Regions from separate parts of the Homo sapiens genome. Here region 2 is linked to region 1. Evidence: chromatin loops called from intact Hi-C (ENCODE). Cell type or tissue: HCT116. All regions are shown on one strand.

The links. Hi-C counts contacts between places; a loop is a spot of excess contacts. Peaks named below come from ENCODE experiments on the same cell type or tissue, not always from the same donor. Only the 100,000 strongest peaks of a DNase experiment are listed, where the experiment ranks them.
Region 2: it touches region 1 in a loop (12-fold over the local background); 19 of 110 quality-filtered maps call a loop at or near these places.

Annotation. Positions count from the first base shown.
Region 1 is chr12:104,196,505-104,204,504 of GRCh38, reverse strand. No RefSeq gene overlaps it. Among named protein-coding and RNA genes, the nearest start is that of TXNRD1, 15 kb to the left of the region's middle. RefSeq lists a silencer at 3,020-3,314. In HCT116, a CTCF peak has its summit at 3,109 (motif pointing left); a DNase peak (open chromatin) is centred at 3,124.
Region 2 is chr12:105,380,411-105,388,410 of GRCh38, reverse strand. All of the region lies in intron 1 of LOC105369957 (a long non-coding RNA gene), which reads right to left. Among named protein-coding and RNA genes, the nearest start is that of C12orf75, 54 kb to the right of the region's middle. In HCT116, a CTCF peak has its summit at 4,883 (motif pointing right); a DNase peak (open chromatin) is centred at 4,880.

The DNA of each region.
Region 1 (8,000 bases):
GGCCAGGTGCGTTGACTGACACCTGTAATCCTGGCACTTTGGGAGGCCAAGGCAGGTGGATCACCTGAGTCCAGGAGTTCAAGACAAGCCTGGCCAACATGGTGAAACCCGGTTTCTACTAAAAATACAAAAAGTAGTCAGGAATGGTGGTGGGCACCTGTAGTCCCAGCTACTCAGGAGGCTGAGACAGGAGAATTGCTTGAACCCGAGAGGCAGAGGTTGCAGTGAGCCAAGATCATACCATTTTACACTCCAGCCTGGGCACCAGAGCAAGACTCTGTCTCAAAAAAAAAAAAAAAAAAAAGCAAAACTATAAATTGCTTTCAATTTTTTCTGAGTCCCACAGTGTTGAGAAATCCTACACATTAGTCCCTGTAAAGAAACTTCATCTAGTTTATAATTTTCTTAGGGCCTGGCTTTGTCTTCCAATACAAGAACAATTTTCTCTGCCATTTTAATTTTTTCCCCCCAGTGACTAAGAGTTGGTTAAACACACGGTTACTACTGGTTCTTGCCTAAAGAATAGTGGGTTTTTAAAAAAAGTAATACATACATAATTTTTTCCCCCAAAATATACAAAAGAGGCCGAGCGTGGTGGCTCACGCCTGTAATCCCAACACTTTGGGAGGCCGAGGCATGCAGATCACTTCGAGACCAGCTTGGCCAACATGGTGAAACCCCGTCTCTACTAAAAATACAAAAATTAGCTGGGCATGCTGGCACATGCCTGTAATCACACTACTTGGGAGGCTGGGGCATGAGTATCACTTGAACCCCAGAGGCGGAGGCTGCAGTAAGCCAAGATTGTGCCACTGCACTCCAGCCTGGGCAACAGAGCAAGACTCTGTCAAACACACACACACACACACGAGTTTACACTAAAAAATCTCTCTCTTCCACCTTACCCCATGCCCCAAATTCCTCTACCTGGAGGCAACTACTGTTAGCATGTTCTTATGGATCTTTCTAGAGAGAATCTTTACATTTACAATCAGAAGACAGCTTTAAGATGAAAATTAGGATGCTTTTCTTGTGTCATGCAAATGAGGATTTAGTTTCAATGATATAACAAATCAGTCAGCTTCTAGGGGTGAAAATCAGATTAGCCTAAAAAAACACTGAGGATTAAGAATGACTAAAGGACAACCAGCTTGGGGACAAATTTGATTTTTATTTTATTAAAATGGGCTTTCCACTCTGAGTTTCTGGAGCTAGGTGTCCTATGGAAAGATACTCCTGTGACTGGATTCTATATTAAAAACAATATTGTCTGCTATCTGAAAAACAGTCCTGAGAAATCTTTATCTACACAGCAATAAAAGGAAAAAGATGGGACATAAGAGTGTTCACAATTTAATGATGCTCTTACAAAGAAAGCAATTTAAGAAATGAATCAACTCAATCGAGGAATAAGTTGACTCTAGAATTTTCAATGTGGTATTTAAATTTGATTCATCTAATGAAGAACATGGTGTGCACCGAGTGAGAACAAATCTAATTCCATACAATAGCATGTATTTTACCTTCGGTTGACTCTAGAATCCATTTATTTAGCAGATATTTATTGAGCATTTACGATGTCCCATGCCTCCCTCATGCCAGGGATGGGGAAAAGGAGTCAAGCAACTATACAATTATTATTCCTGCTTCACTCTTTATCTGTTTTTCCAGCCATTTTGTATTTATTATTTCACATGTGTCTCCCAGAAACCCCATGAGGTCCAGAGAGGTGAAATGACTTGCCTAAAGACATGCAGAGGACACATGGCAGAGTGGGAACTTTTTTTTTTTTTTTGAGTCAGAGTCCCACTCTTGCCCAGGCTGGAGCATAATGGTGAGATCCAGCTTACTCCAACCTCCGCCTTCCTGGTTCAAGTAATTCTCCAGCCTCAGCCTCCTGAGTAGCTGGGATTACAGGCATGCACCACCACCCCTGTCTAATTTTTGTATTTTTAGTAGAGACAGTGTTTTACCATATTGGTCAGGCTGGTCTTGAACTCCTGACCTCGTGATCCACCCGCTTCAGCCTCCTGAGGTGCTGGGATTACAGGCGTGAGCCACCGCACCCTGGCCCATGCATGTTTATAGCAGCATAATTTGCAATTGCAAAAACATTTCAACCAGCCCAAATGCCCATCAATCAATGAGTGGATAAAGAAAATTACACACACACACACACACACACACACACACACACACACACACCCCCATGGAATATTACTCAGCCATAAAAAGGAATGAAATAATGGCATTCACCTGGATGGAGCTGGAGACCATTATTCTAAGTGAAGTCACTCAGGAATGGAAAACCAAACATCATATGTTCTCACTTATAAGTGGGAGCTAAGCTATGAGGACACAAAGGCAATCGACTTTGGAGACTTGGAGAAAGGGTGGGAGTGGGGTGAGGGATAAAAGACTATATATTGGCTACAGCGCACACTGCTCAACTGTTGGATGCACCAAAATCTCAGAAATCACCACTGAAGAACTTATCCATGTAACCAAACACTACCTGTTTCCCAAAAACCTATTAAAAGAAAGAAAAGATTATCACCACAGATATCCCAGAACTCAAAACTGAAGCTGTGATAATCCCTGGAGCCACAGAGAAGTGAAAAACTGTGAGCAGAAGGTAGGAGAAACAGATTTCTTTCTCTGTGATGCCCATTTCTGCAAACAGCCAGGCACCATGTGGAAAAGTTATCCTGGACTCAAGGCTTCTACACTGGGAAAACTGAGATTTCAGTGGACACTCTGCTTCCCCATTATCTTGGATTCCTATGCACAAAAGCCATTCCTGCCTCAATCCAGGGGAAGCATTGCAAGTGCCTATAGAGAGAAGGACCCTTGAGGGCAGTTGGGGACACAGTGAAACCCAGTGTGTGAAACGGGGGCTGGTCTCCATTCAGACAAAGCAGATACTGAATCAGAGACGTATTTCAGGAGCATGATGCTGTAGGAGGTGTGAGCCATAGGTCCTCTGGGCATGAACCCCTAGCCAGCCTCCCCAGACAGCTGGGGCATTCTCTTTGGGACCCTCCCCCTGAATTCAGGACAGGCAGCACTTCAAACTTTCATGAGAACTGCAGCAAATCTAGGCTTATGGTGCCATCTAGTGCCAAAAAGGAGGCAGTGATCTAGGGCTAAGGGAATCAACAGGCAGCCTGCACAAAACCTCTAAAAACACGTATGCTAGAAACACTAACCTAGACAGCAAAATAAACAATCCATCATTGGAAAGACCTAGACATATATGCATAAAAACAACAGCAAACAGGGAACCATGACCTCCCAAATGGATGAAGCAAGAAGTAACCAGTGATTAACCCCAATAAGATGGCAATATGTGAACTTTCAGATCAGAAATTCAAAATAGCAACCTTGAGAAAACTCAGCAAACTCCAAGATAACACAGAGGAACAATTTGAATTTTTTTTTTTTTTTTTTTGAGACAGAGTCTCACTCTGTTGCCCAGGCTGGAGTGCAGTGGTGCCGTCTCAGCTCACTGCAACCTCTGCCTCCTGGGTTCAATTGATTCTCTTGCCTCAGCCTCCTGAGTAGCTGGGACTACAGGCGCGTGCCACCACGCCTGGCTAATTTTTTTGTATTTTTAGTAGAGACGGGGTTTTGCCATGTTGATCAGGCTGGTCTCGATCTCCTGACCTCGTGATCCACCCACCTTGGCCTCCCAAAGTGCTGGGATTACAGACGTGAGCCACCGTGCCTGGCCCACAATTTAGAAATTTATCAGAGAAATTTAAGAAAGAGATTTAAATAATAAAAACAAATCAAACAGAAATCCTGGAACTGAGACACACATTTGCTGAACTGAAAAATGCACCGGAGTCTCAACAGCAGAATCGATCATGAAGAAGAAAAAAATAAATGAGCTTTAAAAATACGCAATCAGAGGAGAAAAAAAATTAAAAAGATAAAGAACAACTACAGGATCTAGAAAATAACCTCAAAAGAGCAAATCTAAGTGTCATTGGTTTTCAAGAGGGAGTTGAGAAAGAGCAAGACATAGAAAGCTCCCACAAAATAATAACAGAAAACTTTCCAAACTTAGTGAAAAATATAAATACCCATATACAGGAAGGCCAAAGATCAACAAACATATTCAACCCAAATAAGACTGCTCCAAGGCATATAATAATCAAACTTTCAAAAGTCATGGACAAAAAGTGGATCCAAAAAGTAGCAAGAGAAAGAAGCAAATAACATACACATAAAGGAGCTTCAATTTATCTGGCAACAGACTTCTCAGCAAAGACCATACCAGCCAGGAGAGAGTGAGATGACATACACAAAGTGCTGAAGGAGGAAAAAAAACCAAAAAACGAAAAAACCCCTGCCAACTGAGAATGTGATACCCAGCAAAACTATCCTTCAAACACGAAGGAAAGATAAAGACTTTTTTAGGCAAACAGAAGCTCAGGAAATTCATCACCACCAGACCTGTCTTACAAGAAATGCTAAAAGGAGTCCTTCCATCTGAGAGAAAAGGATCCTAACATGCAACAAGAAAATCATCTGAAGGTATTATGTTGGTGCAAAAGTAATCACAGTTTTTGCCATTAATTTTTTTTTTTTTTTTTTTTTGGATAGAGTCTCACTGTGTCACCCATGCTGGAGAGCAATCTCAGCTCACTGCAACCTCCGCCTCCTGGGTTCAAGCAATTATCCTGCCTCAGCCTCCCGAGTAGTTGGGATTACAGGTGACTGCCACTATGCCTGGTTAATTTTTGTATTTTTAGTAAAGATGGGGTTTCACCATGTTAGTCAGGCTGGTCTTGAACTCCTGACTTCAGGTGATCCGCCTGCCTCAGCCTCCCAAAGTGCTGGGATTACAGGTGTGAGCCACCATGCCCAGCCATTACTTTCAATGGCCAAAACTGCAATTAATTTTGCACAAAGCTAATATAAAATTCACTGGTAAAATTCAGTATGCAGACAAATTTAGAATATTGTAATACTGTAATTGTGGTATATAAATCACTCATAGCTCTAGTATGAAGACTGAAAGACAAATATTACACAAATAACTATAATAATTTATTAGGAGATAGGAAATATAAAAAGATATAAATTGAGACAACAAAAAGTCAGAATGTGGAGAGGAGAATTGGAGTTTGAGTTTAAAACTTTTCAAGTTTTTTTTCTGTATGTGTGTGTAACAGGGTCTCAGTTTATCACCCAGGCTGGAGTGTAGTGGCATGATCTCGGCTCACTGCAGCCTCGACCCCCTGGGCTCAAGTAATCCTCCCATCTCAGCCCCCTGAGTAGCTGGGACTACAAGCATACACCACCACACCCGGCTAATTTTTGTGTGTGTGTGTGTGTGGAGATGCCATGTTACCCAGGCTGGTCTTGAGCTCCTGAGCTTAAGTGATCTGCCCACCTTGCCCTCCCAAAGTACTGGGATTAAAGATTTGAGCCACTACACCTGGCCTTAAAGTACTTTTGTTTGTTTGTTTTCTTTTCTTTTTTCTTTAAACTTTTTCTTTTTATTTATTTATTTTTTTGATGGAGTCTTGCTCTGTTGCTAGGCTGGAGTGCAGTGGCGCGATCTCGGCTCACTGCAACCTCCAACTCCTGGGTTCAAGCGATTCTCCTGCCTCAGCCTCCTGAGTAGCTGGGACTACTGGTGCATGCCACCATGCGCAGCTAATTTTTGTATTTTTAGTAGAGACGGGGTTTCACCATGTTGGCCAGGCTGGTCTCGATCTCTTGACCTCGTGATCTGCCTTCCTCGGCCTCCCAAAGTGCTGGGATTACAGGCGTGAGCCCCCACGCCTGGCCTTCTTTTTGATTTTTCAGGTACATAGTAGGTATATATATTTATAGACATACATTAGATGCTCTGATATAGGCATGCAATATATAATATCTCAGCATGGAAAATGGGGTATCCATAGCTTCAAGCATTTATCCTTTATGTTACAAACTATCCAGTTAAACTCTCTTAGTTATTTTAAAATATACAATCAAGTTATTATTGACTATAGTCGTCCTATTGTGCTACCAAATAGTAGGTCTTATTTATTCTTTCTATTTTTTTAAACCCATTAACAATCCCCACCTCCCCATCTTTTCATTTTGATCAAAGTTAAGTTGTCATCTGTTCAAAGTAACTTGTTATATGTATTAGATGTTTTGGTAAGCCTCATGGTAACCCAACGTATAAATCTATAATAAATACATTAAAAATAAAAAGCAAAGAATTAAAACATACTACTAGAGAAAATCACCTAACCACAAAGGAAGACAGTAAGAACGAAAGACGGGAGTTACAAAACAACCAGAAAACAAGTAATAAAATGGCAGCAGCAAGTTCTTACCTATCAATAGTCACACTGAATGCAAAACTGGACTAAATTCTTCAATTAAAAGGCATAGAGTGGCTGAATAGATTTTTTTTAAGAAAACAAGACTATCTGCTACCTACAATAACTAATTTTGTCAGGCTTGGTGTGGCAAACCTGTAGTATTATCCACTTGTGACGCTGAGGTGGGATGATTGCTTGAGCCCAGGAGTTTGAGACCTGGGAAACATAGGAAGACTTCATTTCAAATAAAAAGAAAGAAAGAAAAAAAAAAGAGAGAGAGATGGAAAGAAGGAAGGAAGTAAAGAAGGAAGGGAGGGAGGAAGCAAGGAAGGAAGGGAGGAAGGAAGGAAGGAAGACTTTACCTGTAAAGACAAAATAGACTGGAAGTGAAGGCATGCAAACAGATATTACATGCAAATGAAAATCAAAAAGGAGCAAGAGTCAGCCTACTTATATCTGATAAAATAGACTTCAAGACTAAAACTATTTAAAAAGACAAAAAAGTCGTTATATAATGATAAAGGGGTCAATTTAGCAGGAGGATATAATAACTGTAAATACGTATGTACCCAACATTGGAGGAGCAAAATATATAAAGCAAATATTAATAGAACTAAAGGGAGAGATAGACTGCAATACAATGAGTAAGGGATTTCAACATCCCAGTTCCAGTAGTTAACAGATTATCGAGGCAGAAAATGAGCCAAGAAACACTGGAGTTAAACCAAACTCTAGACCAAATGTCCCTAACTGATGTTTAGAGAGCACTGTATCCAACTCTTGCAGAATACACTTTTTTTTTCATTAACACATGGAACATTCTGCAGGGCAGATCATATGTTGGATCACAAAACAAGTCTCAACAAATTCAAAAGTATAAAAATCATATCAAGGATCTTTTCTGACCAAAATGAATAAAACTAGAAGTCAATAACAAGAGGCACATTGGAAACTGCATAAGTGCATGGAAATTAAACAATATGCTCCTAAACAACCAACAGGTCAATGAAGAAATTAAGAATGACATTTTAAAATTTATTGAAAATAATGAAAATGGAAACACAACATACCAAAACCTATGGGATACAGCATAAACAGTGCTAAGAGAAAAGTTTATAGCAATAAATGCTTTGTCAAAAAAATAAAAAGACTTCAAATAAATAACCTAATGTTGAAACTCAAAGAACTGAAAAAGCAAGGACCAACCAAACCCAAAATAAGTAGAAGGAAAAAAAAAAGATTGGAGCCAAAATAAATGAAATTGAGACTAAAAAACTATTTGAAAGATTAAATAAACGAAAGATTGTTTTTTAAAAAACATAAACACAATTGACAAACCTTTAACTAGACTATGAAAAAGAGAGAAGGCCCAAATAAATAAAATCAGAAATGAAAAAAAGACATTACGACAGATATCACAGAAATACAAAGGATTATTAGAGACTATGATGAACAACTATACACCAACAAATTGCAAAATCTAGAAGAAATGAATAAATTACTGGACACATACAACTTAGCCAGATTGAACCATGAAGAAATAGAAAGCCTGAACAGACCAATAACAAGCAATAATATCAAGCAGAAACCGCTCAGGACTGGATGGCTTTATTGCTGAATTATACCAAACATTTAAAGAAAAACTAACATCGGTTCTCTCAAACTACT
Region 2 (8,000 bases), 1.2 Mb before region 1:
GTTGCAGTGAACGAAGATGGCACCACTGCACCCTAGCCTGGGCAACAGAGAGAGACTCTGTCTAAAAAAAAAAAAAAAAAAAAAAAAAAAACCAGACAGTGTAGGCAACCCTTTGAGGAGCTTTGCTGTAAAGGGAAACAGAGAACAGAGCCCTAGCTGGAGGGGTCATTTTCATGGCCTTGGTCTTGAGAATCACCAATAAAGATGTAACTCTACTTCACCTGGAGGAAGACCGTGGTGATGCTAACTCTTCTTCTCAGCTCCGGCTCCACCCTTTTTCCACCCCTCTCATTCACTTTTTTGCTGGGGAAGAAGAAAGATCTCTGGTTGGAAATTTTGGGAGCAGCCGGTGGTGTGCAGGTAAATGTTCAACAATTGGTTCTCTGGGGCAAAAGTTTCAATTTGCAGCATTTGATAACTTCTGTAGTGTAAAGATACCCATTTCAGCAGGGCTGAAATGTCGGTACCAAGCTACCGACAAGGTAGCTGAGAAGGTCACTGAACCTGGAGCTGAGATATGCACAAGCCGGTGCTAGCCAACTCTGCTGAGAGTAGGCATTGCACCAGGATAGCCCAGCCCCTTTACTCCCTTTCTCCTTGGGAGCTGACTGCCTGCAGGAAATACACATTCTCCTCCCCATGCCCTACCACCACACACACACACACACACACTGAGGGTCTTCCGGGCATAGTCCTGTGTGTGCAGAGGCCCAGGGTGGCCCCACACTGCTGGTGGCTGGGTATTTCTAACTCTGGGGTTCGGTAGTAGGAAATCTGCTTACCCACAGAAAAAAAAGGCACAATCTCCAAAAATCAGCTTCATCAGCAACAAAGGTGACATCTTGCTCTTCCATTTGCCTTACTCTTTTGTCCTATTTCTCAACTCGTTCAGAACTTGGCAAGGAAGAGTAATATTTTCTTGGGCCTCTTCACATTCCAACAGAAGGAAGAGAAAGGAAAGTATTCCTACAGGTGCGAGGGCATTAAAATCATTTTGTCTCCAAATTAAATTCTCTAGCAGTAAACAGGCATACATGGAAAATCCCAAGCTGTTGCCTAGAGGGTTAACCTTGTTATAGTATAATAATCTCTATAGTTTTAATTTCTCTGTGGCTTTAAGGATTAAATGAGATACTATATAGGAAGGATCTAACACAGGCCTGGCCTAAATAGTAAGTGCTCAATAAGTGTTTGCTGAATTTTCCTCTAAATCTTGCATGATGAATTTTCCTCTAAGTCAACATCTTGCACTGCTCTTTTTCAAGTTGTGGAGGAGAAATTAAGCAACTTGTTTTCTGTTTTTTCAAGTTGGCATTTCATGTTGAAGCCTTCACTGAATGAGTTATCATTTCTTGGGCCTTTGGGCGTTGCTCTCAAAACCAATAAATAACTCAATTAGGCTGCACGTGGTGACTCACGCCTGTAATCCCAGCACTTTGGGAGGCTGAGACAGGAGGATCACTTGAGCCCAGGAGTTTAAGACCAGCCTGGGCAACATAGTGAGAACTTGTCTCTACAAAAGAATAAAAATAGCCAGGTGTGGTGGCATGTGCCTGTAGTCCCAGCTACTTGGGAGCCTGAGACAGGAGGATTACTTGAACCCAGGAGTTGGAGACTGCAGTGGGCTATGATCATGCCACTGCATTCCAGCCTGGGTGACAAAGTGAGTCCGCGTCGGAAAGACAGAAAGAAAGAAAAAGAAAGAAGGAAAGAAAAGAAAAGAGAAAAAGAGAAGAGAAGAGAAAGGAAGGAAGGAAGGAAAGAAGGAAGGAAGGAAGGAAAGGGGAGGGAGAGAGAGAGAGAGAAAGAAAGAAAGAAGAAAAAGAAAAAGAAAGAAACAAAAAAGAAAGAAGCAAAAAGAAAAAGAGAAGGAAGGAAGGAAGGAAGGAAAGAAGGAAACAAATAAATCTGGGGCTTCTAATGCCATCAGTAAGTTAAATGAGCATGGATGAGATTCCATTCTATGCTCAGCAGAAAGGTAAATGGCAATGAATTACATGACAACCTCCACTGTGCCCTGTGTGCACCTCCACAGCATCAATGTTAGAGAGAACTGGTGCTTTTAGGTGAAGGACACGTGGGGGCAGCTGCCTGTTTTCCATGAAGCAGCCTGTGCTGTCACTGCACTACTCATCTTCAAATTAGAGTCCGCACCAAGCTCGACTTTCCATGGAGCACCCAGTGACCTAGCCATTCCCTAGAAGGTTATTTCATATTTCATCGGCTTTCTATGCACTGGCTTCTAGTGCTCTATTTGTTAAAAAAATAATAATAATCAATCCCCAAAATGTACTCCCTCCCACCCCCAATAATTTCCATTCATATTGGACTTGATTATTTAAATTTAATTTGTTAGAAGTTCAATATTTTATTTTGCATGATTAGCCTTTTAATCAAGTTGTGAGAGTTCAAAAATATTCACACTATTGCATTTCTTTTTATTGGTTTGGGGGTTTTTTTGTTTTTGTTTTTGTTTTTTTTGCTTTTTTGGAGTTTGTTTGTTTGTTTGAGAGAGGGTCTCACTCTGTCCCCCAGGCTGCAGTGCAATGGTCCAATCTTGGCTCACTGCAGCCTCAACCTCCCAGACTCAGAAGATCCTCTCGCTTCAGCCTCCCTGGTAGCTAGGACTACAGGTGCACACCACCAGACCCGGCTAATTTTTCGCCATGTTGCCAAGGCTGGTCTCAAATTCCTAGGCGACCCACCTGCCTCAGCTTCCCAGAGTGTTGAGATTACAGGCGTGAGCCACCACACCCAGCCTATTGCATTTCTTAACACAATACGTATACTTTATTTTTTTAAATGCAATGTTGTCCTAGTCCTTGCAGGCTGCTATAACACAGTATCATAGACTGGGTGGCTTACAAATAACAAAAAAACATATTTCTCACAGTCCTGGAGCCTGAGAAGTTCAAGATCAAGGAACTGGCAGATTCAATGTCTGGTGAGGGCCCCTTTCCGGGTTCACAGAGGACAACTTCTTGCTGTGTCCTCACTTGGTAGAAGGGATGACCAAGCTCCTTCAGGCCTCTTTCCTAAGGGCCTGAATCCCTATGACCTAATCACTTCCCAAAGGCCCCACCTCTGAATACCATCGAGTTCGTGGTTAGGATTTCAACACATGAATTGGGGTGGCGGGGAGCACACAAGCATTCAGACCATAGCAAATGTAAAGAATTTGTCTACAAGAAAATCCACACATTGGTCATGCTCTCGTCTTCATCTGTGTCCCTGATTCTTTCATTTCTGTTGGCATCCAGCAGCATGATGGACTTTGTATGGAAGTGCTGAGCAAGAGGCCAGCACTTCAAACAGTGCAAGACACTTAGGGGCTCAGGGCGTAGATGCATGAGGAAATGAGCAGCTTAATAAGCTACATGGATAGCTGTGGGTGCCAGCCCAGTTCCTCATCCCCACTGCTCATGCTCAGACCTGGGAAAATGTGGGGAAGATATATGGGGACCCTGGTTACCTCTAGACAGCTGCATCCTAATATAAATACTCAATCTGCCCATTTACTCTTCCTTCCCCTCTCCCAGGATCTCCCCAGTACACTCAAGAGTGAAATGGGCTATGGGCTGACCTTCCATTAGCCTCTGGAGAAATGAAGACTTATGCCCTGACTTAAGAAGTGTCTAGAAAACTATGAATACATAAGCATAGCTCATTGTTTGATATAGTGTATATTTTGTCATGCAAGTGATTGATGCCTGTTGAAAATGAGAGTAGCTCAAGTGTAAACAAGGATCCACATGGCCCATGGCAATGTCTTCATCACAGAACCAATCCTGTAACACTAACAATGACGATGAGGTTAGGGGACACTCGCTATGTGCCAGGCCCTCTCTAACCATCCTCCCTGCATTAATTCATGTGATTCTCACACTTCTCTAAGAAGTAGGAACTATTTTTCTCTAGTTCTTGATTCTCTTATTTGTAAAATGGAAAGAATATTTGTTTCCATTTTATTTTAATTTATTTATTTATTTATTTATTTATTTATTTATTTATTTATTTCCTGAGACAGGGTCTCACTCTGTCCAGCAGGCTGGAGTGCAGTGGCACGATCACAGCTCGCTGCAGCCTTGACCTCCCTGGACTCCCATCTCAGCCTCCCAAGTAGCTGGGACTACAGGCGTGCGCCACCATGCCTGGCTAATGTTTTTGTATTTTTTGGAGATGGGGTTTCACCATGTTGCTCAGGCTATTTGTTCCCATTTTATAGGACATTTTAAATTTTTTTTTTTTTTTTTTTGAGACAGAGTCTTGCTTTGTCGCCCAGGCTGGAGTGCAGTGGCGCGATCTCGGCTCACTGCAAGCTCTGCCTCCCGGGTTCATGCCATTCTCCTGCCTCAGCCTCCCGATTAGCTGGGACTACAGGCGTCCGCCACCACGTCCGGCTAATTTTTTGTATTTTTTAGTAGAGATGGGGTTTCACCATGTTAGCCAGGATGGTCTCGATCTCCTGACCTCGTGATCCGCCTGCCTCGGCCTCCCAAAGTGCTGGGATTACAGGCGTGAGCCACCGTGCCCGGCCAGGACATTTTAAATCTTATGTAATAGGATTTTTGTAGAAATTTAATGAGTTCATACATGCCATGTAGTAAGCACTTGATATGTATTCGTTTTTAATATTTTATTATTGATACTGTCTCCATTTTACAGGTTAAGAAACCGAGACGCAGAGAAGTTAAGTAAATTGCCCAAGTTACACAGCTAGTAAGTGGCAAAGCCAGAACATAAACTTCCTGCTATTATGAAGACACTGCTGAATCCTGCAATCCATGAATATCTGTGTTAAGGAAAGTGAGAGATGGATTACTCCTGCCAATAATAAAGGGGGGAAAACAAAGCTGCTATTAGAAGATGAGTCCACCAGGGGGAAGTAGATGCATGCATTACTTAGGCATGACGCTAGCCCGGGGAATTTTTTTTAAGACGTTAAATATTAAAAGTTTAATCACCGATTTTACGCCAATGGTGAAGGAAGAACTTGATTCAAATTATTTTCCTATTACCTGAAAGTGCAGAGGATTAAAAATGACCACGCACGTAAAATTGACAGGTAAACTGTCAAGTAAATGAAAGGGCTTCCCCCAACAAGCCGGAGATAAATGGTGGTTGTTCACTCCCGCGAGCCTGACCCTGTGTTAGCGCTGGGGATCAGGAGGACAGGCATGAAGTTCACTGAACAGCGAGAGGCAAAGACCCACCACACCACTCCCCCACTCTCCACTCACCCTGATTCTGTGTTAAAAGGTGAATGAGATGGTCTGGGCCAAAGCGTGCAGGCTTGGTCTCCAGTGCTGGCAACAGACAGGGAAAGAAGTCAGTGGGCTCAGTGCACATGTGAAGCAAATGAATGAAACTGAATTTGGAAAACAGAGTGACAAGTGTTATCTTGGGGCGGATATGCCACGAAGTATAGGAGTGCAGGAGAGGGAGGGAGCGGTCCTGCCTAGAGATGACATCAGAAACCAGCTTTTACAAATGCAGAACAGCTGGCCGGTCAGATGGAAGGAAGTGGAAAATAGTCCAGAAGAAATACTCTGGACAATGGTTTCGGAACATGGAAGGTCCTCATGCCTTTGGAAAATAATAAGAAAAAGGATTGACTGTGGAATGAGTCAGAAAGAAGGAGAGATTAGCTCTCCCTGTTCACGCCACCCACCCTGCCCCCAAGTAAGAATACAGTCAAGACGGGCAGTAGAATAATCATTTTCTTTGGGGGAAGGGGGCTTATATACTTCTGATTACAAAAGCCTCATTTTAAACATTTTGGAAAAATACATAAGGAATTTGCATTTCATCACAAACAGAAAGCCAGTATTTCCTGTCTCTCTTATAGATATACTATATTTGTGTGTATATATGTACATGTGTATACAAATATACATATATGTACGTGTGTATATATACATATATGTACATGTGTGTATATATGTACATGTGTATACATATATATGTACATGTGTATATATATGTACATGTGTATACATATATATGTACACATGTATACATATATACACACATTCATATATATCTGGGATAATTCTATACAAAATTTAATATCTTTGTTTTGTGAAATAGACAATGCACATTTTCCCATTAAATTACGCATAAAAGTATAATTTTGATGACTCTACAATATTCCTTTGTATAGCTGATTCATAATTTTTAAGCAGCCCTTTATTGTTGGACACTATATGGTTTCCAACTCCCCTTTACTATAAGCAACTTTGATGAACATTCCTTTTGTAAGTCTCTACATCTCATTATACACACACACACACACACACACACACACACACACACTTTTTTTGAGACAGGGTCGCCCAGGCTGGAGTGCAGTGACGCGAGCATGGCTCACTGCAGCCTCGACCTCCCAGGCTCAAGCAATCCTCCCACCTTAGCCTCCTGAGTAGCTGGAACTACAGATAAGAGCCACCACACCAGGCTACTTTTTGTATTTTTTGTAGAGACCAGGTTTTCCCATGTTGCCCAGGCTGGTCTCAAATTCCTGAGCTCAAGTGATCTGCCCGCCTCGGCCTCTCAAAGTGCTGGGATTACATGAATGAGCCAACGCACCTGGCCTTAAATGTTCTTGATTCAAATTGCCAAACTGCTCTCTAGAAAGGTTTTAGTAATTGAAACTTCCAAGCAAAGATGAGAGTGACCATTTGGCCACATTCATGCCAAGGCTGCGAATTATCATATTTAGTATCTTGTCACTCAAAAAAATACTTATTAGGCATTTACTAGGTGGTAGGCTCTGGGCTGGGTGCTGAGATACAGCAATGAGCAAGTGAGATAAGGAATTCCTGCTTCCTGGAGTTTCCATTCTTGTGCAGGAGGCTGTCAGTAAACAAGGGAAATCAGTAAAGTATGCAGCATGTTCATTGTAAATGCTAATGAGAAAAATAAATCTAGCAATAACAACTGGAAGTGTTGGGTGAAAGGGGCGTGAATTTTAGATGGGGTGGGCAGAGAAGGGCTTACTGGGGAGATATGAGTAAAGTGCTAAATAGGGAGATGGCGTGCAAATATCTGGAGGACAAGATTGCAGACATGAGGGATCGGCAAGTGAGAAGGTGTGAGATGAGAGCCTGGTTGGCAAGTTCGAGGTAAAGCAAAATCAGTGTGGCCGAAGAAAGGCAGAGAGGAGAAGAGTAATGTGTGTAAGTGATGTCAGAGGAGTAACCGAAATCAGAAGGGGAGGAGGAGATAGATGTGTTATGGAGGACCGTGTGGAATTCAACTTTCCCTGGAAGAGAAGGGGAGCACTGGAGGGTTTGACTTGGAATTTAACAAGATCCCTCTCGCTGCTGTGTTCAGAACAGGCTGAGGTGGGCTAAGGAACGAAGGAGGCTAGTGCCGTAATCTAGGATGGAGATGATGGTGGCAATGGAATAGACGTGATGGGGATGGTGAGAAGAGATTGAAATCTAGAGACGTGAAGGTGGCACGTGCACCTACAGGATTTGCTGATTCGGGGATGGGGGAGAGCTAAGAAAGAGTCAGGGTGAGTCCCAGCTTTTTGACCTGAGCAGCTTGGAGAATGAAGTTGCCATTTACTAAGTTGGAGAAGTTGGCAAAGGAACAAAACAGAACAGGGGTAGAGGGTGGAGATCAAGACCTCAGATATGAGCTTATTAATATGAGATACGGTTTAAGACATCCTAGTAGAGACACCAAGTAGACAGTTGGATAGAGGACTGAAGCTTAGGGAGAGGTCAAGGCTGAGGGCACACAGGAATTAACAGCACATAGAATGGACAGAAAAGAGGATCTGTCCAAAGATGAAGGCTGTGGGCACGCCTGTGTTCAGAGGTTTGGATGCCAGAAGGAATCAGCAAAGGATACTGAGGACGAGCAGACAGAGAGGCAAGAAAACAATCAAGAGAATGCGGTGACCCAGAAGCCAAGTGGAGAAGTCTCAGGGAGGCTGGAGGGATCAGGATTAAGATGAAGACTAAGAATTGACCATTAGATTAGCAATA